Linked DNA regions of Homo sapiens: region 1 is linked to region 2. Evidence: read pairs that join two places in POLR2A ChIA-PET (ENCODE). Cell type or tissue: PC-9. All regions are shown on one strand. Each heading gives the region's core, and the rest is flanking DNA. Links, peaks and the distances in the headings are about the cores only. Region 1 overlaps CDC42 (cell division cycle 42). Region 2 has its middle 38 kb from the start of MIR4418.

Evidence for each region. Peaks named below come from ENCODE experiments on the same cell type or tissue, not always from the same donor. Only the 100,000 strongest peaks of a DNase experiment are listed, where the experiment ranks them.
Region 1: POLR2A ChIA-PET joins it to region 2 with 13 read pairs; 2 of 35 experiments call an interaction of 5 or more read pairs at or near these places.

Annotation. Positions count from the first base shown.
Region 1 is chr1:22,059,446-22,071,173 of GRCh38, reverse strand. All of the region lies in intron 1 of CDC42 (cell division cycle 42), which reads right to left. It also overlaps the pseudogene MPHOSPH6P1. Among named protein-coding and RNA genes, the nearest start is that of CDC42, 13 kb to the right of the region's middle. RefSeq lists enhancers at 8,846-9,346, 9,347-9,847. In PC-9, for the core only: no CTCF peak of the experiment used is centred there; no DNase peak of the experiment used is centred there; H3K27ac peaks cover 76 bases.
Region 2 is chr1:22,222,761-22,234,488 of GRCh38, reverse strand. No RefSeq gene overlaps it. Among named protein-coding and RNA genes, the nearest start is that of MIR4418, 38 kb to the left of the region's middle. RefSeq lists enhancers at 1,009-1,555, 1,556-2,104, 4,944-5,577. In PC-9, for the core only: no CTCF peak of the experiment used is centred there; DNase peaks (open chromatin) are centred at 1,968, 4,818 and 5,638; H3K27ac peaks cover 2,567 bases.

The DNA.
Region 1 (11,728 bases), core at 1,157-9,156, 160 kb after region 2:
TACTCGGGAGGCTGAGGCAGGAGAATGGCGTGAACCCGTGAGGCAGAGCTTGCAGTGAGCCGAGACCGCGCCACTGCACTCCAGCCTGGGCAACAGAGCGAGACTCCATCTCAAAAAAAAAAAAAAAGAAAGAAAAAAAAAGAAATGCTTGTTCCTCAGTGCCGTAAAGAAATAGCACTTGAACATAAATTTAATTTTCTCAGCAAGGCCATTTATACCTTCTGCAGAAAGGATACACTTGCCAGCAGTTTTGCCACAAAAGTACACCGAGCAAAGGAGACAGGGTCATTTATAACCTGACGTGTCTATCCTACTGCTGTGTCCGGTTTTTATTGGCTGGAACGGGACCTCACGTTTTGTATTTGTCCTGATAGGCTAGCAACTTACAACTTTTAAAAAGAGGCAAAGAAGGCCAGGCGTGGTGGCTCACGCCTGTAATCCCAGCATTTTGGAAGGCCGAGGCAGGCGGATCACGAGGTCAAGAGATCAAGACCAGCCTGGCTAACACAGTGAAACCCTGCCTCTGTTAAAAATACAAAAAAATCAGCTGGGCGTGGTGGTGGACGCCTGTAGTCCCAGCTACCTGGGAGGCTGAGGCAGGAGAATGGCATGAACCTAGGAGGCGGAGCTTGTAGTGAGCCAAGATCATGCCACTGCACTCCAGCCTGAGCAACAGAGCGAGACTCTGTCTCAAAAAAAAAAAAAAAAAAAAAAAAAAAAAAAAAAAAAAGAGGCAAAGGCAGAGGACAACAAAGGAAGGAGGAAGTAACTTGTGGAATGCTGAGAAAGGTAAAAATACCTTTAAACAGGCTATGACCTAATGCTTGCTTGGACCAGTATAAGCATGCCAGGGCAAATATTTAGGCTAAATTGTGGGAGCTAAGAACATAAAGTACACTGATTTATTTATTACAGCTAGCAGATATTTAAGAATGTTAGCAAAGGTCTTTGAATAAATTTTGCTTTTAAGAGAAGTTACTATTTATTTCTGATTAGATGTGGGGGAAGTCTTTGAAGAGGAATCTCTACTTTACTTTTTACATGTTCAATTAAGAATACAACATTGCTTAGAAAATCCTACCCAGAGGCTGGGCACAGTGGCTCAAGCCTACAATCCCAGCACTTTGAGAAGCCAAGGAAGGTGGATTGCTTGAGGCCAGGAGTTTGAGAACAACCTAGGCAACGTGGCAAAACTGCGTCTCTACCAAAAATACAAAAATTAGCTGGGCATGGTGGCATGCGCCTGTGGTCCCAGCTACTTGGGAGGCTGAAGATCATCCGAGCCCAGGAGACGGAGGTTGCAAGTAAGCCAAGATTATGCCACTGCACTCCAGCCTGGGCAACACAGGGAGATGCTATCTCAAAACAACAACAACAAAAACAAACAAACAAAAAAACCTCTACCAAGGCTGGGTGTGGCGGCTCACGCCTGTAATCCCAACACTTTGGGAGGCCAAGGCAGGAGGATCACTTGAGCCCAGCAAATCAAGACCAGCTTGGGCAACATGACAAAATCCCATCTCTACAAAAAATTAAAAAAAAAAAAAAAAAAAAAAAAAAGTGGTGGCATGTGCCTGTAGTCCCAACTACTGGGGAGGCTGAGGGGAGAAACCACCTGAGCCAGGAAGGTCAAGGCTACAGTGAGCTGTAGTCACACCACTGCACTCCAGCCTGGGTAAGAGAACAAGACCCTGTTTCGGCCAAGCGTGGTGGCTCACGCCTATAATCCCAGCACTTTGGGAAGCTGAGGCGGGCAGATCACTTGAGGTCAGGAGTTCGAGACCAATCTGGCCAACATGGTGAAACCCAGTCTCTACCAAAAATACAAAAATTTGCCAGGTGTGATGGCGCTCACCTGTAGTCCCAGCTATTTGGGAGGGTGAGGCAGGAGAATTGCTTGAACCCAGGAGGCAGAGGTTGCAATGAGCCGTGATTGTGCCACTGCACTCCAGCCTGGGGACAGAGTGAGATTCTGTCTCAAAAAAAAAAAAAAAAAAAAAAAAGGAATAAAATGGAGATTACAATAAGATGTTTTCCTCAAAATACTCAAGACTTGTAGATCTACTCATTCATCTACTCATTCATTCAACAAGCCTTTACTAAGTACCTACCACGTGCCAAGCTTTGTCCTATACGTAGGCACACCCCACAATTCACATAACAAAGTTCACGCCCTCTTGGAGCAACAATTCCAGTGGGGTACACAGACAATAAACAAGCATCACCCCCTACATATTCTTCCTTCAATAATACTACCAACTGACATCCTTACATGTAACTTTCTCATTCTAGTCTCTTAACTAAGAAACAGCAGGTGGCCAGAACACAGCACAAGCTGAAGCCAGCATGGCACCTGAGCACAAGACCAAGTTCTCCAAGAACCTGCTGTACATGAAGTTCATGCAAAGAAGACTGGACTCAGAAACTAAGAAATGACTAGAAGAGGAAGAAAATAAAATTAGTTAAGAGCACTGGTACTCAGATTTGCCAGAGCTTAATAAGTAAAGAATTTCATAACAGAAGAGCAGCATCTCTTGTTATGTGAAGATCATTTCTATGGAAGGAATTTCATTCATCAGATTTACTCCTGAGGTTGAGAAATTAGTGCTTCAGGTGAATACTAAGAACAAAGCAGAAATTGAAGATGAAACAGTGGAATTTTACGTGTCAGATGAAGAAGAAATGGCTAGAAGAAATGGCTAGAATATGAGACCTTGGTGGGGACAACAGGAAAAAAGTCTGCCAAAAAGGGAGATCAAGCCAATTATGAAGACAATGAAAATGGAGACCTACAACTAATTAAAGCAAAGAAAATGTTCTTAAAGCCCCGGGATCAAAATACAGAACTTAAGAGATGGCTCAGAGATGCCTTGTGAAAGTTAGCAGCATGTTTTGTAACTAGTTCTGATGGTGCCTCTATAGTTATTAATACTATAACGTTTATTTGTAAAGAGATGTATAATTTTGGAAACATGCTGTTTTTGAAACAGATGTGTAATGGATGTCATACATCCTCTGCTAAATGGTACTGAGTGGATTTTTAGCCCTTGATCTTCAAATATACAGGTTTCCTAAAGATTTTTTTTGTTTTTGAGACAGGGTCTCACCCTGTCACCTAGGCCAGAGTGGAGTGGCTCAATCACAGCTCACTGCAGCGTCAACCTTCCTGGGCTCAAGGGATCCTCCCATCTCAGCCAAATCTTGGGTGTCTGGCCTTACAACTCACCCTATTTTCAAGCTACCCTTCCACTACAAAACCTCTCCTTCTCTGAGACCTTTCCTAACTAGTCTAGGTATTGAAACTGCCCCAACCGCCTGACCACCTGCTATGTTTGTGTCCCAAAATTCATAAGCTGACACCTGATCACCAGTGTGACGTTGTTAGAAGGTGAGACTGCTGGGAGGTGATTAGGTCCAGAGGGCAGAGTCCCCTCATCCCCAAATGGGATTAGTGGCCTTATAAGACACCCCAGAGAGCTCCCCTACCCCTTGCACCATGCAAGAAGACACAGCAAAAAGGAACAAACTGGTATGGGCGCAGTGGCTCAGGCCTGTAAACCCAGCACATTGAGAGGCCGAGGCAGGCGGATCATCTGAGGTCAGGCGTTCGAGACCAGCCTGGCCAACTTGGTGAAACCCTGTCTCCACTAAAAATACAAAAATTAGCCGGTGGCGCATGCCTGTAACCCCAGCTACTCAGGAGGATCGCTTGCTTGGGAGGTAGAGGTTGCAGTGAGCTGAGAGCACCAAAGCGAACTTGGGAGGCGGAGGTGGGAGTGAGCTAAGATCACCACTGCACTCCAGCCTGGGAAACAGAGTGAGACCGTCAAAAAAAGAAAAAGAAGAAAAGAAAAAACCAGCATCTATGAACCACAAAGCAGGCCCTCACCAAACATCAAATACGCCAGCACCCCAATATTGTCCTTCCCAGGATGCAGAACTGTGATAAGTTTCTGTCGTTTACAAGCTACCCAGTCTATGGTATTGTTAAAGAAGCCTAAACGGACTAAACAGAACCCATGGCAAGGCCCTTCTTCTTGCCTTCTCAAACCTTCTCATGCTCCGTTCCCCTGTACTCTCCATGCTCTAGCTACACAGGTCTCTTACCTCCCCAGACGTGCCAGGCTCTGTCCTGCCTTCAGGTCTTTTTTGGCCCAATCTCTGCTCACCACAACCTCCGCCTCCCAGGTTCAAGCGATTTTCCAGCCTCAACTTCCTGAGTAGCTGGAATTACAGGCATGTGCCACCACACCCGGCTAATTTTGTATTTTTAGTAGAGACGGGGTTTCTCCATGTTGGTCAAGCTGGTCTCAAACTCCCAACCTCAGGTGATCCGCCCACCTCGGCCTCCCAAAGTTCTGGAATTACAGGTGTGAGCCACTGCACCCGGCCATGCCTTGAAGTCTTTACCAACAACACTCCTGCCCCTGCTCTTAAAGCTTTTGGCTTCTCACTCTCCAGATCTCAGCTCGAATCATCATCTCCTCCAAAAGTCCTCCCCTGACCACATTATCCAGGGCAATAGTACCCTCCCTCCTTACACTCCTTTCATATTACCTTATTTCCTTTATTGTAAGGTCATAATCTATAATTATCTTGTTTATCTGTCATATGGCAGTAGAAACAGACTTTTAAAAATAAGGAAATCTCCATAAAGGTAATAACTGCTGTATGCCCACAAAATAGCTCAATACCAGTCACACAGGACACACTCACCGAATAAATGAATCACAGGAGTAATTAACCATGTTATTTTTAGTCACATATGCTTACTTTATTCTAATAGATTTTTTTTTTTGGAGACAGGGTATCACTCTGTCACCTAAGCTGCAGCACAGTGGCGCAATTTCAGCTTACTGCAACGTCTGCCTCCCACGCTCAAGCGATTCTCCTGCCTCAGCCTCCCAAGTAGCTGAGACTACAAGCATGCACCACCTCACCTCACCCAGCCCCTCTAATAGATTTTAAGCTCTCTGAGAGAACAACTAGGCTTATACTTCTTTATTCCCCGTCCCAATGCAGCCAATACAATACTGAACAGTATATTAAGGGCAAGAAAAAATAAAATTCTTAAATGTCTTTTACAACTTTGTTGACTAAAGTAGTAATATGAAAAAAACGCCCAGGCACAGAGGCCTGTAATCCCAACACTTTGGGAGGCCAAGGTGGGTCAATTATTTGAGGTCAGCAGCTCAAGACAAGCCTAGCCAACATGGTGAAATCCCGTCTCTGCTAAAACTACAAAAAATTAGCCAGGCATGGTGGCGCACACCTGTAATCCCAGCTACTCGGGAGGCTGAGGCTTGAGAATCGCTTGAACCCGGGAGGAGGTTGCAGTGAGCTGAGATCATGCCACTGCACTCCAGCCTGGTTGACAGAGACTCTGACCCCTCCCCCGCCCCCCAAAAAAAGACGAGATTTTTAAAGACAAGCAAATATGGGTTCCAATCTTAGCTCCACCTCAATGTGTACGATCCTGGCAAGTTACTTCACTTCTATGCCTTAACTTTCTCGTCTACAAATTGACATCTAATTCACAAGACCACTACAGAGAAATGAGGTAATGTATATAAAGCAACTGGTACACACACCACCTAGCAGAGAGTAAATACCTAATATGGCACCTTATTCTTACGCAAAATTAAAATCTGCAGAAACAGCCCTAAAAAGGTCAGAACAGTTGTTAAGTAAAAGCATCTAAATATCATGAATAAGAGGGAACTCAGAAAAATCCTTGCTTCTCCTAGGGAGGGTTATTTGCTAATTTTATCAATCCTTTCAGAAATCCCTTCATTCCAATCTCAAAGAGCAATTTAATTTAATAAGTGTCACATTTGTAGCCAAGAGATTCAAAATATTACAGAAAGGGCTGTAAACCACCTCGCCCTATTTTAAGAGACGAAATAACCTAATCACACAGCAAGTATTTCTCAAGTCTCTAACATGCCCAAGGAAGACGACAGAGTTGCAGTAAAGGGCATATGCTTTCAATCAAGCAGCCCTAAAGCTCAGATTCCCATTCTTGTGTGATTTTGGGCAAGCTACTTAAAACTCTTTTAAGCCTCGTTTCCTTTGTAAAACAGAGACAATAGTATCACCATCACAGGTTGTCAGTCACTCTGCAAAGAGCACTTAACACTCAACTATGAACTCTTACTATCAACGTGAAATAATCCAAATATGCAGGCAATTTAGCGGTGGCTCACGCCTGTAATCCCAGAATGCACGCCTGTAATCCCAGAATGCCGAGGTGGGTGGATCACCTGAGGTCAAGTTCGAGACCAGCCTGACCAACATGGTGAAACCCTGTCTCTACTAAAAATATGAAAATTAGCCAAGCGTGGTGGCAAGTGCCTTTAATCCCAGCTACTCAGGAGGCTGAAGCCAGAGAATTGCTTGAACCCCGGAGGCAGAGGTTGCAGTGAGATTGCGCCACTGCACTCCAGGCTGGGCAACAGAGTGAGACTCTCAAAAAAAAAAAAGAATCTTCTCTAGGCAATCTTCTATAGCAGGCTGTGTTCTAAACTCCATCAAAGTGAAAGTCAATTATACACCCCTGAAAACAAAATAAGAGCACTCACAAGGCCAGGCGCAGTGGCTCACACCTGTGATCCCAGCACTTTGGGAGGCCGAGGCAGGCAGATCTTCTGAGGTCAGGAGTTCCACACCAACCTGGCCAACATGGCAAAACCCGTCTCGACTAAAAATACAAAAATTAGCAGGCACGATGATGCACACCTGTACTCCCAGCTACACAGGAGGCTGAGACAGGAGAACTCCTTGAACCCAGGAGGCAGAGGCTGTGGGTGAGCCAAGATCATGTCATTATACTCCAGCTTGAGTGACAGAGCGAGACTCTATCTCAAAAAATTTTAAAAAAAGAGCATTCACAAGAGTATTTGATTAGAAGGGAAGAAAGATTACAGTAAGATTTTCCCTCAAAATATTAGGAAAACACAAGGTTTTTTGTTTTTTTGTTTTTTTAATGCCCTACACATACATTTCCACTTCAGGTAATTTATCCAAAAAGAAGGAAATACTTTATCAAGAAACAATGAGATGCTGTATCATCAAAACAGTTAATGTAACAAAAAAAAAACAAGTAATAATACACCACAGGATGAAATGTTATACATACTAAAGATGACTGTGAAGGCCTGGCGCAGTGGCTCACGCCTGTAATCCCAGCACTTTGGGAGGCCAAGGCAGGAAGATCATAAGAGGTCAGGAGTTCCAGACCAGCCTGGTCAACATGGCAAAACCCCATCTCTACTAAAAATACAAAAAGTAGCCGGTGTGGTGGCTCGCACCTGTAATCCCAGCTACTCGGGAGGCTGAGGCACAAGAATCACTTGAACCCGGGAGGCGAAGGTTCCAGTGAGCCATGATGGCATCACTGCATTCCAGCCTGGATGACAAGAGCAAGACTCTGTCTCAAAAAAAAAAGTTGTGAAGGTTACCAACAAAGTAATACAATGTTATTAAAAGCACATAACTGTTAAATCCTTTTTTTGTCCTAAAGGGGAAAAAAGCGCAAAAGAAATTTAACAGTAGTTGTGCTGGTATGTGTGCAGTTGAAGAACAAGATCCCAAGCACCTAACAGACCCTCTCTATCTAATTAGGACACAAGTTAGGACCTAAAACATCTGTTAAAATAGAGTAGGTTCTTGGAAGAACGAAATCCTATTAACTTATTACAAAAGTTATCTAAGTAAGATATCTAAATGCCTACTACAGCATTACACTGGGTAACAGAAATCTTGCCTTCAAAGGCCTTTAACACATTTCAATAATTTACTAAATGCCTACTCTGTACCAAATTCTATGCTAGAAAGTTCATCATACATCATCTAGTATACTTTACTGGTTATAAGGAGAAGAGGCTAACAACTGTAGTAGTCTCAGATTGCTACAATTTTACACTATGAAATATGAGTGCCACAGATTTTCAGAGTAAACATGGGAGAGTAATCTAAAATAATGTGAAAATAAATCTCTAGTTAGATAGGAGTATCAGGAGAAAAGGCACAAGCAAGCATGCAAAGTGGAAAAAAGAAACAAACAAAAAAAAACTATGAGTCCAAGTCATATAGACTCTAAAAGCTAAGCAGAACAGTCACTTCTTCCATATCCATGAACAGTGTTTTAGGAGTATCAATATTGTGCCTGTATTCCAAGGTGGGCTGCCAAAGACAACCAGATAGTCAAGGAAGTCAGCTAAGAAACTAGGGTAATAATCTAAGATTGAAATGGAGGATCTGCCCTGCGGTAGTAGCATAGAAATAGAGAATAGGTCATCAGGTTGGAGGTGGAGTGTTTAAGGACAAAGTTATAAAGACGTTTTTTGGTTTGAAAAATTAGAGGATAGGTTTGTACCATAGACAAATGGATAAGTTCGGAAAAAATCTTTTTTTTTTTTTTTTTTTTTTTTTTTTTTTTTTTAAATAGAGCCACGGTCTCACTATGTTGACCAGGCTACCAGGCTCGTCTCAAACTGCTGGCCTCAAGCAATCCTCCCACCTAGGTCTCCCAAACTGCTGGGATTACAGGCATGAGCCACCATACCCAATCAGAAAAAAACTCTTAAGATCAGGCAACTTATGTTCTTATACATGCACCAAAAAGACAAATCTTTTCAGAATCAGCACAGAGTAATTTGGTCGTAAGTCTACAAGAATGAAATCATGCCAGCCTATATCAGAAATCCTAAACAAGCAGACATTTGCAGCATAAAATAAGTCACTACATTACCTAGGCAGCAAACGTGACAAATTCAGAACCTTTCTTTTAAAAGTTATGAGGTGAGATGCCAACTACAAAACAAACTATGATTATTTAGACTTTCTTTGTTCTAGCTGATGAGGTAGAAGTACCTACATTCAGATTCTCAAACAATTTGTCTTATAAACCACAAGCCATTTTTTAAATGGGTCAAACAGCCAGGCATGGAGGCTCACGCCTGTAATCCCAACACTTTGGGAGGCCAAGGCAGGCACATCATTTAAGGCCAGGAGTTTGAGACCAGCCTGGCCAACGTGGTGAAACCCCGTGTCTACTAAAAATACAAAAATTAGCTGGGTATGGTGGCACATGCCTGTAGTCCCAGCTACTCGGGAGGCTGAGGCAGAATTGCTTGAACCCAGGAGGCAGAGGTTGCAGTGAGCCAAGATCACGCCACTGCACTCCAGCCTGGGTGACAGAGTAAGAATCCGTTCTCCAAAAAAAAGAAATAAATAAAATAAAAAAGGGTGTTCCATAGGGGTGATGGGGAGGATGAAACGTCATCAAACAAGTTTAAGAAACATCAAGTTAGGCCGGGCGCAGTGGCTCACGCCTGTAATCCCAGCACTTTGGGAGGCTGAAGGGGGCGGATCACTTGAGGTCAGGAGTTCGAGACCAGCCTGGCCAACACGGTCTCCACTAAAGTGGAGATGGCCAACATCTCCACTAAAAATACAAAAATTAGCCGGGCATGGTGGCGGGCACCTGTAATCCCAGCTACTCAGGAGGGTGAGGCAGGAGAATTGCTTGAACCCGGGAGGCAGAGGTGGCAGTGAGCCAAGATCATGCCACTGCACTACAGCCTGGCTGATAGAGCAAGACTCCATCTCAAAAAAAAAAAAAAAAAAAAAAAAAAAAAGAAAGAAACATGAAGTTAAACTGATTGACCGTCTAACTTCCCTAACCCTTTAAAATAAACTTATATACATTATGATTTCCAGGATGAAGATATAATAAAGGGTTTCTTTTTTTTTTTTTTTCCTGAGACAGAGTTTTGCTCTTGTTACTCAGACTGAAGTGCAGTGGTGCAATCTCGGCTCACTGAAACCTCCACCTCCCGGGTTCAAGCGATTCTCCTGCCTCAGCCTCCTGAGTAGCTGGGATTACAGGCACATGCCACCACACCTGGCTAATTTTTTGTATTTTTAGTAGAGACGGGGTTTCACCATGTTGGCCAGGCTGGTCTCGAACTCCTGACCTCAGGTGATCCGCCCGCCATGGCCTCCCAAAGTGCTGGGATTACAGGCGTGAGCCACTCTGCCCGGCTGGGTTTCTAATTTATCTGACACCCAAGCCCATGGAAATGTCTTTCAGATATTCTGAAACACACTAAGCCACACAGGCCTTACTCTAAAATTATCCCCTACCCTCATCTTTACTAGCTTATCAACTATTAGGATGATCTAACATTTCCTTTGCCCCTATGATGAACAGAGCAAATAAACAGCACGAATAAAATAGCAAAATAAAAAAACACTGATATCCATAGAACTATCCTTTCAAGTTATAAACCAAACTTTACACATTCTAAAATCTAATCACTTATTTTAAAATCTTGTTAATCTTAAACCCTATAATAAAAATGTTTTTTAGGCAAGCAAGTGATATGAATGTATTAATTCCATTTCAGAATTTATCTAAAACTGAGTTCTTCTCCAATAGTATTCAGCTAATGAAACAAATACTAGTAAAGTTGTAATGAAAATCCCTGAAACCAGAGATAAGTGTTATTCAAGTAACATTATTCTTTCACTTCCCACTCCTCTTCATCTGCTTTTATATAGATTAAAAACAAACTAAAAATATTACAAATACTCCTAAACTGTCTTCCAGCAAAGCAAATGAACCATAGCTGAAATCTTGTTTATGCTTTCTTCTACTAAATTTATCCTCTTTTCTCATACCCCTTAACACTAATTAACATAATATTCTTTTATTCCACCTCCATCTCCCTCTGGTTTAATCATCTGTTCCTCATTTGATCTGTTCTCAGACACCTCTCCTCCTTCCACATGGAGTAATGAATTGCAATAATCTTTTTTTTTTTTAATTTTTTGAGACGGAGTCTCAGCTGTCACCCAGGCTGGAGAACAGTGGTGCATCCCCGCTCACTGCAGCCTCTGCATCCCAGGTTCAAGCGATTCTCGTGCCTCAGCCTCTCAAGTAGCTGGGATTACAGGTGCATGCCACCATGGCTAATTTTTGTATTTTTAGTAAAGACGGGGTTTCACCATGTTGGCCAGGTTGGTCTTGAACTCCAGCCCTCAGGTGATCTGCCTGCCTCAGCCTCCCAAAGTGCTGGGATTACAAGCATGAGCCACCGCACCCAGCCTACTGATAATCTTTCAATTGAAAAGGACGTAGATGGCTTCAAATGGCCACTTAAGACACAGAGAATGGACACAGGTAATAAACACAGGTGTTCCTGAGACACTGATCCCCCAGCTCTCAGGGATAGTCCTGGAGAATTTCTCCTACACCATATAGTTAAAGAAGGAAAAAGGAAATATCAGAGAAATAAATTCAATCTGGCCCTTGAAAAATAACAGGCTGGGAGCCGTGGCTCACGCCTGTAATCCCAGCACTTTGGGAGGCCAAGGCAGGCGGATCACCTGAGGTCAGAAGTTCAAGACCATCCTGTCCAACATAGTGAAACCCCGTCTCTACTAAAAATACAAAAATTAGCCAGGCATGGTGGTGTGCGCCTGTAATCCCAGCTACTTGGGAGGCTGAGGCAAGAGAATCGCTTGAACCTGGGAGGCAAGGTTGCAGTGAGCCAAGATCGTACCACTGCACTCCAGCCTGGGCAACAGAGCGAGAATTCTCAAAAAAAAGAAAAGAAAAATAGCAATAATTTTTTCAGGCGGGTAGCTGAAAAAGATGATTTTGGTTCTTAACATTTTCCCTTGAAATTGGAAATATGATTTTAGCAAAGAAAGCAGAAAA
Region 2 (11,728 bases), core at 1,375-9,374:
TGCCTTCCCGGCATACTTGGAAGAACATTTCACTGATCGCTTGCATGTTCCCTCTCATGCCCTTGACTCAAGCATCGGGCTCCATTTCTCTGGGTTAAGCATTGCCCTGTCTGGGTAGTCTGGGTACAAGAAGCTGGGGGAGGCCCTGGGATGGAGCGGGAGAGCCGGGCAGAAGCTGGATGGGGCTGAAGAAGCCAGGAAGTTCTGGGACCCACTGCCAAAGAGCTGGGGAGCAGAGCGGGCGGGGAGGGCTGTGCATGGGGAGGTGCTGACCGCCTGCCCGCCTAGGGGAGAAGCTTCTGGAGGAATGTAAGCTATGAGGGAGAAGGGGGCAGGCAGGCCCGGGCAGTCGCAGCGTGGCCCCCTGGGGAAACTGGTGGGGGAGGGGGGACATAAGCCAGAGAAGACCCTGGTAGGGCCCTTGGCCTTGGCAGCTGCCCGCAAAGAAAGCAACCCCAGACTCATCCATCATGGGGGCTGGGAACCAAAGGGAGGGGGTACCTACTGGGGCCACGGCTGCCCAGCGAGGGCAGAGCCGCCCTCCCAGGGCTCTGCTGAGGCAGGGTGCTGGCACAGGGAAGCCATTGGGGTGTGGCAGCCAGAACTGGGTTCACACCCTGCCCAATCATTTCCTGGATGTGTGACCCCTTGGCATGGCACCTCCAGCCTGAGCCTCAGTTTCCCCTCCTGTAACTCCACCTCTCAGAGTCATGGTGTATCATACCCCGCGGGCAGTATCCAAGGTGTCTGGCCCATAGCAAGTGACAATTGGAATCATGATAATAAGAGCAGCCAGCCTCTACCGGGAGCTTCCCTAGGCTAGCACCGTGCTGTGCGCTTCCCATGGTCCCAGCCTTCAGCTTCTCAAGGCCCCTAGGAAGGGGCTAGCCCAGAGCTGCCCTGGATAGGAAAGAAAACCCAGGCACAGAGGTTCAGGGTGTTCCCAGGGTCACAGTACAGCAGTGAGTAGCTGGGAGCCTGGCCCTGAGCTGAGCTCCGGGCCCCTCAAGACAGCAGGCTCCTCAAGGGTGTGCCCCGTCTCTGAGTCTTCAGCCAGGAGCACAGGGAGCGGCAGACCACAGAGCTCAGTGGCTGCTGAATGAACAGAGATGCCTCCCAGATGTGCCGCCACCCCAGTGATCCCCCAGATTTGAGACCAGCTTGGTCCCCCACCTCCACCCAGGATCCAGGCCTCCATTGGCCAATGCAGACACAGCCCGTTTTGCCCCCACACCCAGCCTTGGCCCTGAGGGGCTATGGAGCTCAGGCACCCCGTCTCAAGCTCAGTTTCCCCACTTTGCTACTGGGTGATGGGAAGAACTCAGACGGGGTGGGAGCTCGAGGGGCTGCCTTCGGAACAGGAGCCAGAGGTGGGTGAAGGCGCTTCCTCCCTGGTGGGACTCAGGCCTGAGGACTCCCTACCACCAAATGGCTGCTTCTAAATCATCCTTACAAAATACAGAGATGACCCAAGAGTACCCGTCCCCCCAGCCCTTGGGGGACAGGGGGAAGCTGGCTGAGTAAAGACAGCCCATGGAGGGGGAGGAGAGGGCTGCAGGGAGTGAGAATGGGCAGGGAGTGACAGGGCTGCCCCCTGGTCATCAGGCCCCAGCCCTGCGTGCTCAAATGCACACACTTGAGCCCAGCCTGGGGAGGCCCTGCCAGGCCAATCTCTTCTCTCCGCATGCCCTTCCAAAGGCTGGAGCCCCAGGAGTCCTCACACCCCTGGGGCCTTGGGGGACCTCACAAATGCAGGACACAAACACAAGGCACTTTGCACATTTTATCCCATTTCCCCCTTCCATCCTCCTTGTAGGACAGGTGTATATTTCTCCCCATCTACTGATGAGAAAATCGAGCAGCCCAGAAAGGTGATGTAACTCACCCAGGGTCACATAGTAAGGAAGGAACAAAGCCAAGACCGTGACTCCTATCTGACCTGTCTGTCCTACCCCAAACCTGTATTCCGAGTACTAGAGAACTGTTTGTGACCTTTGGCTGAGAACAGTTTGTGACCACATGGCCCCTGCATCCTCCACCATGTGTACATGTGTCATGGGCTCTAGAACCTGGTCCCTGGGGAAGGAAAGAGCCATTTAGTCTCTCTGAGTCTGAGTGATGATGAAGATGGTGGTGAAGGAGGAAGGAAGTGCTCCAGGGCTAGAACAGCGGTTCCAGGTGCATGGTCAGAAAAAGACGCTGAGACTCAAGTCAAGGGGACCTGGGACCATTCCCGCATTGATATTCACAGGCTGTGTGGCCTCCAGCAAGGCACTTTCCCTCTCTGAGCCTCAGTTTTCTTGAGTGTACAGTGGAGGTGAGAATGCCTCCCTCTAGTGTTGACTTGACATGAGGGTCCAGGGACACCCATCATGCTGAGTATGTGGCACCCACTAGGTGCTCAATAATGGCTTTCTGTGTCCCCTTCCTCCACAGGATGTGAGCCCAGGACAACCTTTGTCCAAGCAGGTGGTCTTTCTGGGTGCCAAGAAGAATAGTAGGGAACTTGGTTCTGGTAGCATCCATGGCACTGCCCCAACTTCCAAAGCTGCTCAGCAAAGACTCACTGGATGTCCTCAGACCGGCCCTGGCACTGGGACAGGAGGGCAGGTAAAGCCTGCGTGAATCCCTGTGACAGCACAGGGTCTGCGGTTCCAAGCAGCCAGCCCATGAATGGGGACTGTGTTTCCTCTGAGGGGCTTCCTGGAATGACAGCAGTACCAGCTATCTCTGGAAGCCTCTGAGGAGCTGGGGGACCATGAACCCAGACATCCCAGGGTTGGGAATCAGGGGCTACTAGCCACAAGAGCCAGCCCACCCATTCCCATGTTGTCTGGTCACCTCACAGCAACCGCCAGAGATATGCAGCCCCTTCAGGGAATGGGGGCGACTGGAATTAAGTCTGGGGAATCATCTCTGGACCTCCAGGGCCTCGAACTGTGCCTGAGACCCAGGATCTGGGAGATGATGGGTGGATGATGGATGGATGGATAGATGGATGGATGAATGGTTGGATGGATGGATACATGGATGGGTGGGTGAATGAATGGGTGGATGGATATATGAGTGGGCAGATGGATGGATGAATGGATGATGGATGGATGAATGGATGGATGGATGGATGGGTGGATGGGTGGATGAATGGATGAACAGATGGGTGGGCAGATGAGTGGGTGGATGATGGGTGGATGCACAGATGGATAGATAAGTGAACGATGGATGGGTGGGTGTGTGAGTGGGTGGATGGGTAGATGGATGGGTGGGTGGACAGACGGGTTGGTGGATGGGTAGGTGGGTGGATGGGTGAATGGATGGATGGATGGATGGATGGATGGATGGATGGATGGATGAACAGATGGGTGGGCAGATGAGTGGGTGGATGGATGATGGGTGGATGGACAGATGGATAGATAAACTATGGATGGGTGGGTGGGTGAGTAGGTGGATGGGTAGATGGATGGGTGGGTGGACAGACAGGTGGGTGGATGGGTAGGTGGGTGGATGGGTGAATGGATGGATGGATGGATGGATGGATGGACGGATGAACAGATGGGTGGGCAGATGAGTGGGTGGATGGATGATGGGTGGATGCACAGATGGATAGATAAGTAAACTATGGATGGGTGGGGGGGTGAGTAGGTGGATGGGTAGATGGATGGGTGGGTGGACAGACGGGTGGGTGGATGGGTAGGTGGGTGGATGGGTGAATGGATGAATGGATGGATGTGTGAATGATAGATGGACAGATTTTAGTTCTGAAAATCCACGTTTTGAACATTTCTGTGGCAGCAGCTGTCACTGCCCATCTATACCCACTATCCCATTTCTCACTGCAAATAACAAACAGTGACTCTGCCTCTACAGCCGCAGAACATACTGGCCCAGAAGTGCCTGAAACAGCCTTCAGCCAAACACAGATGAGAGTGGAGGAAAAATAACCCAATTTCCTCCCCTTTGGAGGGGCAATGCTGAGGCTTGTTCTGTCCCTTCTCCCAGACTTCCCCAGGGGTCTGTGCCCAGCTGGCCAGAGTGCTCACCTGCTGACCGACACACCCTCCTCTTGTTGGCCTCTTTCCCTTCCTGTCTCATTTCCTGACTCATCAATCTGGACATTAGGAAATCAGCTCCCAGGTAAACTGTTTGCACTCAAATCCTTGACTTGGGGTTGGCTTTTGGGGGACCCAGCTTAAGACAACTACCTCTGCCTTTTGCCTGTTCTAGGACCTTGGACGAGTCATTCCATTTCCTGTGCCTCAGTTTCCTCACCTGTAAAATGGGGACAATTATTTAATGTTCACAGCACATCCATGTGGTTGGCACCAGGCAGGGTCCACCATGTGCCCCGCCTCACACTGGCACTGAGGGCACAGAGAAGATCAGCCCCAGTCCCTGCCCTGGAGGAACTCACCAACGACAGTGGAGAGGGTGGGTGCGAGTCCAGGCCACTGGGTTGGAAGACCCAAAGCCAAATCCTAGCTCTTCATATCTTCGCTGGGTGCCCCTGGTCAAGCGACACTTCACTCTATGCCTCAGTTTACTTTTCTGTCAAGTGGGGAGAGCACCAGAAACCACTTCATGGGGCTCTTGTGAAGAGAAGGAGAGAGAATGCAAGAGAAGTGGTCAGTACACGGCCTGACACACAGTGTGTAACAAAGGGAAGGCAGTGCTATTGTCATCATTGTCAAGAAGGAAATGCATAAAGTCATGCAAAATGTGAGCTTGTGTAACTGACAGTTCAGTTAGAAAGAGAGGGAGAGAGTCAGTGCCCTGGGAGGTCAAAGAAGAGAGTCATTAGGTGGCCTGAGAATGAAGCTGAGATAAGGAAAGCCTCATGCAGGAAAAGAATCCTTGCTGGCCTTGAATTTCACTCTTAGTCATGCACGGAAATTCCCAGCACCTGAAATTTTACTCTTAGACATGCATTCCTTTTGCTTAGCCATTGCTGTCCCAGGCCTTGAGCTACACCACCTTTGTCCCCACCCCACAACCTATGCTCCCACCACTTTCCCAGAGGGCCTCACAGTTTCCCTGGCCTTGCCATGCTGTTCCTTCTACAGGCGGCTGTGCCCTCCCCCCAGCTAAAGCTGTGGGAGGCCTTTCTGAAGCCCATTCACAGCGATCCTCTCTGGCCAGTGTGGCATGAATAGGCAGGGGGGCTGGACCAACTGCATCATGCTCCCCGTGGGGCTTGGTAAAAATGCAGGGTCCTGGGCCCTGCCTTCTCAGATTTTGTCTGGGATGGGGTCCAACCAGATTAGAAAACCACTTATTTGGCCATTCATACATGCCATATTACATATGGAGAAACTGAGGCCCAAAGAGCATACACAGGAAAGTGCCCAGACCAGAGTTTCTAATTCCCCATCAAGCCCCCACCTTCCCCTCTGGGATAAAAGCTGCCTGGTGTGGGCTTCAGCACAGCCCCCTCTGGGTCCCGCTTCAGGTGTCCCATCTGCCAGCCACCCCTGCTCAGTCTAGGGGGGGGTCACAAAGCTCCCATGGGGCCGCCAGGTGTGCAGCCCCAAAATGCCTCCAAGAGGCTCTGCCAGCGTTTGGCAGGTGACAGGACTTGGGTGCGGGGGTGGAGAGGACCCAGCCTTGAGTATTTAAATATTTGCTTTCTTACAGAATGGCATTCTTCAGAATATCAGCCAATTTGTATAGAATTAGTCAGTGCCTGGCCCCCCAGCTGCAGCACCGGGACTCCAGGGAGGAGGAATGTACCTGCAGCCTCGCCTGATGCGGAGGCTCCGGCAAGTCCCAGCACAAGATTCGCCTGCCTGCCCACGACCAGGAGGGGAGGCAGGTAGCAGCAGGGCAGACATGGATCCCAGCCACTCCTGGGCAGCCTGTGCCCCACACCAATCATAAGCTGCAGCTGCCAGAAACTTGCTCAGGAACAGCAGGGGTGAGGCCACTGACTTCACACATGTGCACGCACTCACACTCACACTCACACACATCCTGGCTGAGCAAGCCCAGGGCCAGCCCTGGCCCCTGGGTCCATGTCCCCATGGACCAGCCCAGGGACCCCTGGAAAGGGGCAAGAGATAACTGGCTGAACTCTCTGCCAGAGTTCCAGAAAAAGCCGCAGAGGTTATGCAAGAGCTAAGTTCAAATCCCAACACTACCTCTTAACTTGCTGTGTGACCTTGGACAAGATGCTTTACCTCTCTGGGCTTCACTTGCCCCATGTGTAAAATGGGAATCATAAAGTGCTTACCTGCAATCACGTACACGAATGTGCTTTCGGACACTGAAGTGCTGAATGCGCTGGGAGTCAAAGCCGTGCTACTGAGACTTCCAAACAGGTCGTGCCTCCTCTGTAATGTGCGTGTTTATGTTGATTCAATTAATAAGCACTTAGTGAGCACCTACTATGTGGTGACTTTGAGGACATTATTTCTGCTTTCTGGGCCTCAGTATCTCCACTTATAAAATGGACAAGTTAGAACACAGCCTCCAACACTCCTTCTGTAACTACCATGTTATGCATCTACAATAATCATTCATGTAAAATTCTCTCACTACTAACTAAGAGGAAAGGTAAGAAGAAAGAAAGAAGTTCTTGGCCAGGCGTGGTGGCACACATCTGTAATCCCAACACTTTGGGAGGCCGAGGTGGGCAGATCACCTGAGGTCAGGAGTTCAAGACCAGCCTGGCCAACATGGTGAAACCCCACCTCTACTACAAATACAAACATTGGCCAAGTGTGGTGGCGGGTGTCTGTAATCCCAGCTACTTGGGAGGCTGAGGCAGAATTGCTTGAACCCCAGAGGCAGAGGTTGCGGTGAGTGGATATTGTGCCACTGCACTCCAGCCTGGGCGACAGAGCGAGACTCTGTATAAAAAGAAAGAAAGAAAAAGAAAGAAAGAAAGAGAGAGAGAGAGAGAGAAAGAAAGAGAAAGAAAGAAAGAAAGAAAGAAAGAAAGAAAGAAAGAAAGAAAGAAAGAAAGAAAGAAAGGAAGAAAGGAAGGAAAAGAAAGAGAAAAAGAAAGAAAGAAAGAAAGAAAGTTCTTGAGAGGGCAATGTCCAAGCAAAAGGAATGCATATCTAAAAGTAAAATTTCGGGTGCTGGGAATTTCAGTGTAAGAATGAGAGTGAAAATCAAGGCCCCTAATATTATTTTCCTGCAAGTCTACCGCCTGTGTGGGCTTGGTGGGTTATTGAACCTTTTCCCCCTTAGTTTTTCATCTGTAAAAATGGGATAATAATACAGGTTTCACAGGGCAGCTTTTGGTGTCAAGGGGAAGCATATCTGTGATTCACAAGTTGAGCAGGATCATCCCTTTTCAAGTTTTTCTCCTTCTTCTTCAAGTAACTCTGTCCTTTCCCATTCATTCATTCACTTACTCTGCACATGCACTGAGAACCATGAATCACTGGGTATTATTCTTAGAGGGGGTTATGGCCAGGAGCCCAGCGGACGGGGCCCCTGCTCTTCAAGGTCTCACTTTCCAGTCGGAGGAGACAAGGAAAGGCAAGAAATAAAACTGAGACACGGGGTGACATGACAGAGTGGGACCATGGGGCCTTGGGGGAAGTAACATTGCAGCTGAGATCTCAGTTATTTTGTTGTTGTTGTTGTTTTTTATTATTGAGACGGAGTCTTGCTCTGTCACCCAGGCTGGACTGCAGTGGCGCAATCTCAACTCACTGCAACCTCTGCCTCCTGGGCTCAAGCAATTCTCCTGCCTCAGCCTCCCAAGTAGCTGGGATTACAGGCACACACCACCACACCCAGCTAGGTTTTGTTGTTGGTTTTTTTCTTTTTGGTTTTTGGGTTTTTTTGTTTTTTGTTGTTGTTGTTGTTGTTGTTTAGTGAAGACAGGGTTTCACGACGTTGGCCAGGCTCGTCTCAAACTCCTGACCTCAGGCGATCCGCCCACCTTGGCCTCCCAAAGTAGAGATCTCAGTTACAAGCAAGAGCAGCATGCAAGGATCAGGGGAGAGAATCTCCAAGCCAAGGGGAAGTCTGTACGAAGGTCCTGAGGCAGGAAGCAGCTTGGGGAGCCTTAGGATCCGAAAGACAGGTGGCTGGAGCTTGTCAAGTGAACAATGAGGTTAAAGAGGAAGCTCACATCAGGCCTTGGAGGTGGTTAACCGCTGCCCCCAACAGGTCTTCATTCTTGCCAGCATCTCCTTCACCCATTTCCTTGATGGCACAAGGCCCAGGACCCAGGCATCAAAGACCACCGTCTCCTCCAAGGAAGCAGGTCAAACACTCCAGATTCTCTCACGGCCATCTTAACTTTCCCTGGATTTATGAGCACTGTCTCTTTTTCCCAAGGATGAGAAGCCCCATGCCGGGGTGGGGAGAGACCCTGATGAGTTTCCTCCTAGGAGCGGGGATGCCGTGGGCAGGAATGTGGGCCCCTCTGGGAGCCTTTCAGGCCAAAGTCAGATCTTGAAAAGGCTCAGCCCCACGGGTGGGGATTAGACAGGCTGCAGGGAAGGACTGGGATTACAGCAAATCCCTGAATCACAAAGCCAGGCAGGGCTCCCCCTGCCCTCGCTGCTGCCCCGGAAAGCCCCCTCAGCTGACCCCAACCCCAGTTGGGGGCTGAGCCTTTGTCCCTTCCTGTCCATCAGCTCAGAGAGCTAAGGAGGTAAGACTTCAAGCCAAGGCCCTGGGGACTAGGAGGTCCCAATACGGCCACCCCAACCCTTTTTCTTTCTATCTCATGACCTGAATGCTAGTCTTTCCCTCAAAGGTTTCCAGGCCTATAACCTCGAAAGCAGTGTTCATCCTACAGCCAGATGTGACTCCTGAGCAGCCCAGTTTTCACCCGGCATACACCCTATTCCAAACTGGAAGATTTTTCTGTAAGGTCTAATATACAAACATGTGTTCAAGTCATAAATCTACACTCAATGAGTTCTCACAAACTGAATGCATTCATGTAAGAAGCACTCAGAAACCCCCTTCCGGCCCCTCCTGGCCACTCCATCCGGGCCTGCCCAAGGAAAACCACTATCCTGATTTCTATTATTATAGATTGGCTTGGCCAGTCTTTGTATTTTATATGAACGGAGTCACACAGTATGTGTTGTCTGGTGCAGCTTCTTTTGGTCAAGATGTTTGTGAGCTTCATCCACACTGTTGTCTGTAGTGATGGTTTGTTCCTTCTCATTGCTGTATACTATTCTATCCTGGGACTATATCATAATCTACTGTTGATGGGATTTGAGCCATTTCCACAAAAATGAATGCATTCATTATTTGCTGCCGCATAACAAATTATCCCACAAACAACAAGAAATGTTTATTATTTCATCATTTCCAGGGTCAGGAATTCAGAAGCAACTTACGGAGTGGTTTTGACCCAGGTCTCTCCTGAGATTGCAGTCTAGCTGTCAAGCAGGACTGCAGTCATCTGAAGGCTTGACTGGGGCCGGGGAGAGGGGAGAGATCTGCTTCCAATACAGCTCCCTGCCATGGCTATCGGCAGGAGGCCTCAGTTCCTTGCCAGGTGGGCCTCTCCATAGGACTGCTTGAGTATCCTCATGACATGGCAGCTGGCTTCCCCCAGAGTAAGTGAAGCAAAAGAGAAGAAGGAGGAAGCCACAATGCCTTCTGTGACCTAGTCTTGGAAGTCACACACATCTGCCATATTCTATTCATTGGAAGTGAGTCACTAGGCCCATACTCAAGGGGAGGAGGATTAAACCACCTCCTGAAGAGACTATTAAAGAATGTATAAACATATCTTAAAACCATCACAACAAACAAATCTTTTTTGCATCAAGTTCAAGGTCCCTGGTCCTGGGGAGTGAGGCTGACATTTCCTCCTCCAGTTCAACCAACCCTGAGGGGACGATGGCTCCATGGGAAAGGCATGCTCAGGTTCTGGTCTCAGCTTGGCCAAGACCCTCTCTGAGCCCCAAGTTCCTCCTCTGAAAAATTGAGATAACAAGAGTGCCCACTTAGGGCACTTTGGGGGCTAGAATTCCCCAGAGAAGTCATTTGTCCCTGAATTCCATTCCCTGACGGCACTTATTTTATAATCTTTAGTGTGAACTCAAGACAAAGGCTTTTAGAAGATTCAAAATAAGTCAGGCAAATCTTCTTGCAGAAACTCCCCTGTCTTTCCTGCCTCCCTTAATGGCCCCACCCACTATCCTGCTTCCAGTCAATGCACCTGCTGTGGAGCTGAGACCTCAACCACGTGGGACCCAAACTCCCCGTGGACCCTGCTTGTGCCCAGATGCCAGCCTGGCTGTCCACCACTCGGTCCTTCCTCTCAAGCACCTGCTTTTTGCCAGGCACTGTGTAGATGCCACCAACACATAGCAAAGGCAAGAACACACCTCCTACCTTGCAGAGCCGACCTATCAACAGAGAAGGCAAATATGGTGAGAATTGCTGCAAGGGCCGAGGACCAGTGCATTGAGAGCTGAGACCTGGGCACCTGGTCTTGCCAAGGTAGAGAGGTGGGGAGGGGAGGATCCCTGGAGCTGGTCTCTGAGGGCTGAAGCCCAGGAAGGGGACCAGGAACCTGGCATTAGAGAAGAGACAGCAAGAGTCACTGTAGTGCCACCCGAGGCTGGAAAGGTGGCAGGGCCCAGACCCCACAGCTGACAGGCCAGGTGCTTGGGCTCTAGCCTGAGGGCAGGGGAGGTTGCAGACACGTTTTAAGCCAAGAAATAATGTAACTCGTTTTGTGTTTTTAAACTTGCAAGGAACACATTCTTCAGCACGTTCCTGGTTCCCCTAGAAATGCTGGCCGTTCCTGCCTGGCCAAGGAGACATCCACGACAAGGGAACCCGTTCCTGGACTTTTCCTGGCTGTGTAATCTAAGCCAGGTCGCTTATCTACTCCGTGCCTTGATTTCCCCAGCGGATAAGATCGACCCTCCAGGGTTTCCAACTGAAACCAATGGGGAAAATATACTGAGCCCCTGCCTGGGTGCCTGGCATATGGACTGTGTCACAGATGACAGGCCTCACAGCCCCCCAACCCCAGCTTGTCTCCTCTGCCCCATCCTCAGAGGCTTCCGGGGCACCAGAATGGATTCCTCTTCCCCCACCCTGCCAGTGCTTTGGCAAGGAGGCTTCTGTGCATGGCTTCACGTCCTGTCCTGTTTGTTCCTCCTGAGTCACCCACCCTCTTCACCCAACTCCCAGGGACTGACTGTGCGATGGTATCACGTGAATTCAACCAGTTCGACTCCAAGCACATCTGCCAGGCTGTGGAAGGAAGGCATCGCTGAAGATAGAATTATTCTGGCCCACTCACCACTGCTGTCATGTTTTAGGGCCTCAGTCAGTGGCAGGCACTGTGCCAGGCTCTTGATCTGTGTGATCACCTTTAATCCTCACAATAACCTGGGATTTAACTCCATCTTCCAGGAGAAGAAACTGAGGCTCAGGAAGAGATACCATATTTGCTCAAGGTCACATAAGAAGGCTCAAGCCCAGGTTCACCTGCTTTGAAACATCAATCTATCACACACACACACACACACGTGTGTGCTCATTCATGCACCCACACACACCACTGCCACCATCACTCTGGCTGGCTGCTATACTATCGACCGCTTACTCTGCGTCTGACCCTGTGCTACGAGGCTCCTTTGGACGATCTCATTCAATCCCCGCCACAAGCCATTAAGATAGATCCTACATCATTGCCATTTTGCAAATGGAGAAGATGAGGCCCCGAGAGGTGGAGTCACTGGCTAAGCTGGGCTTTGAATCCAGGATCTTCTGACTATACTGGGAG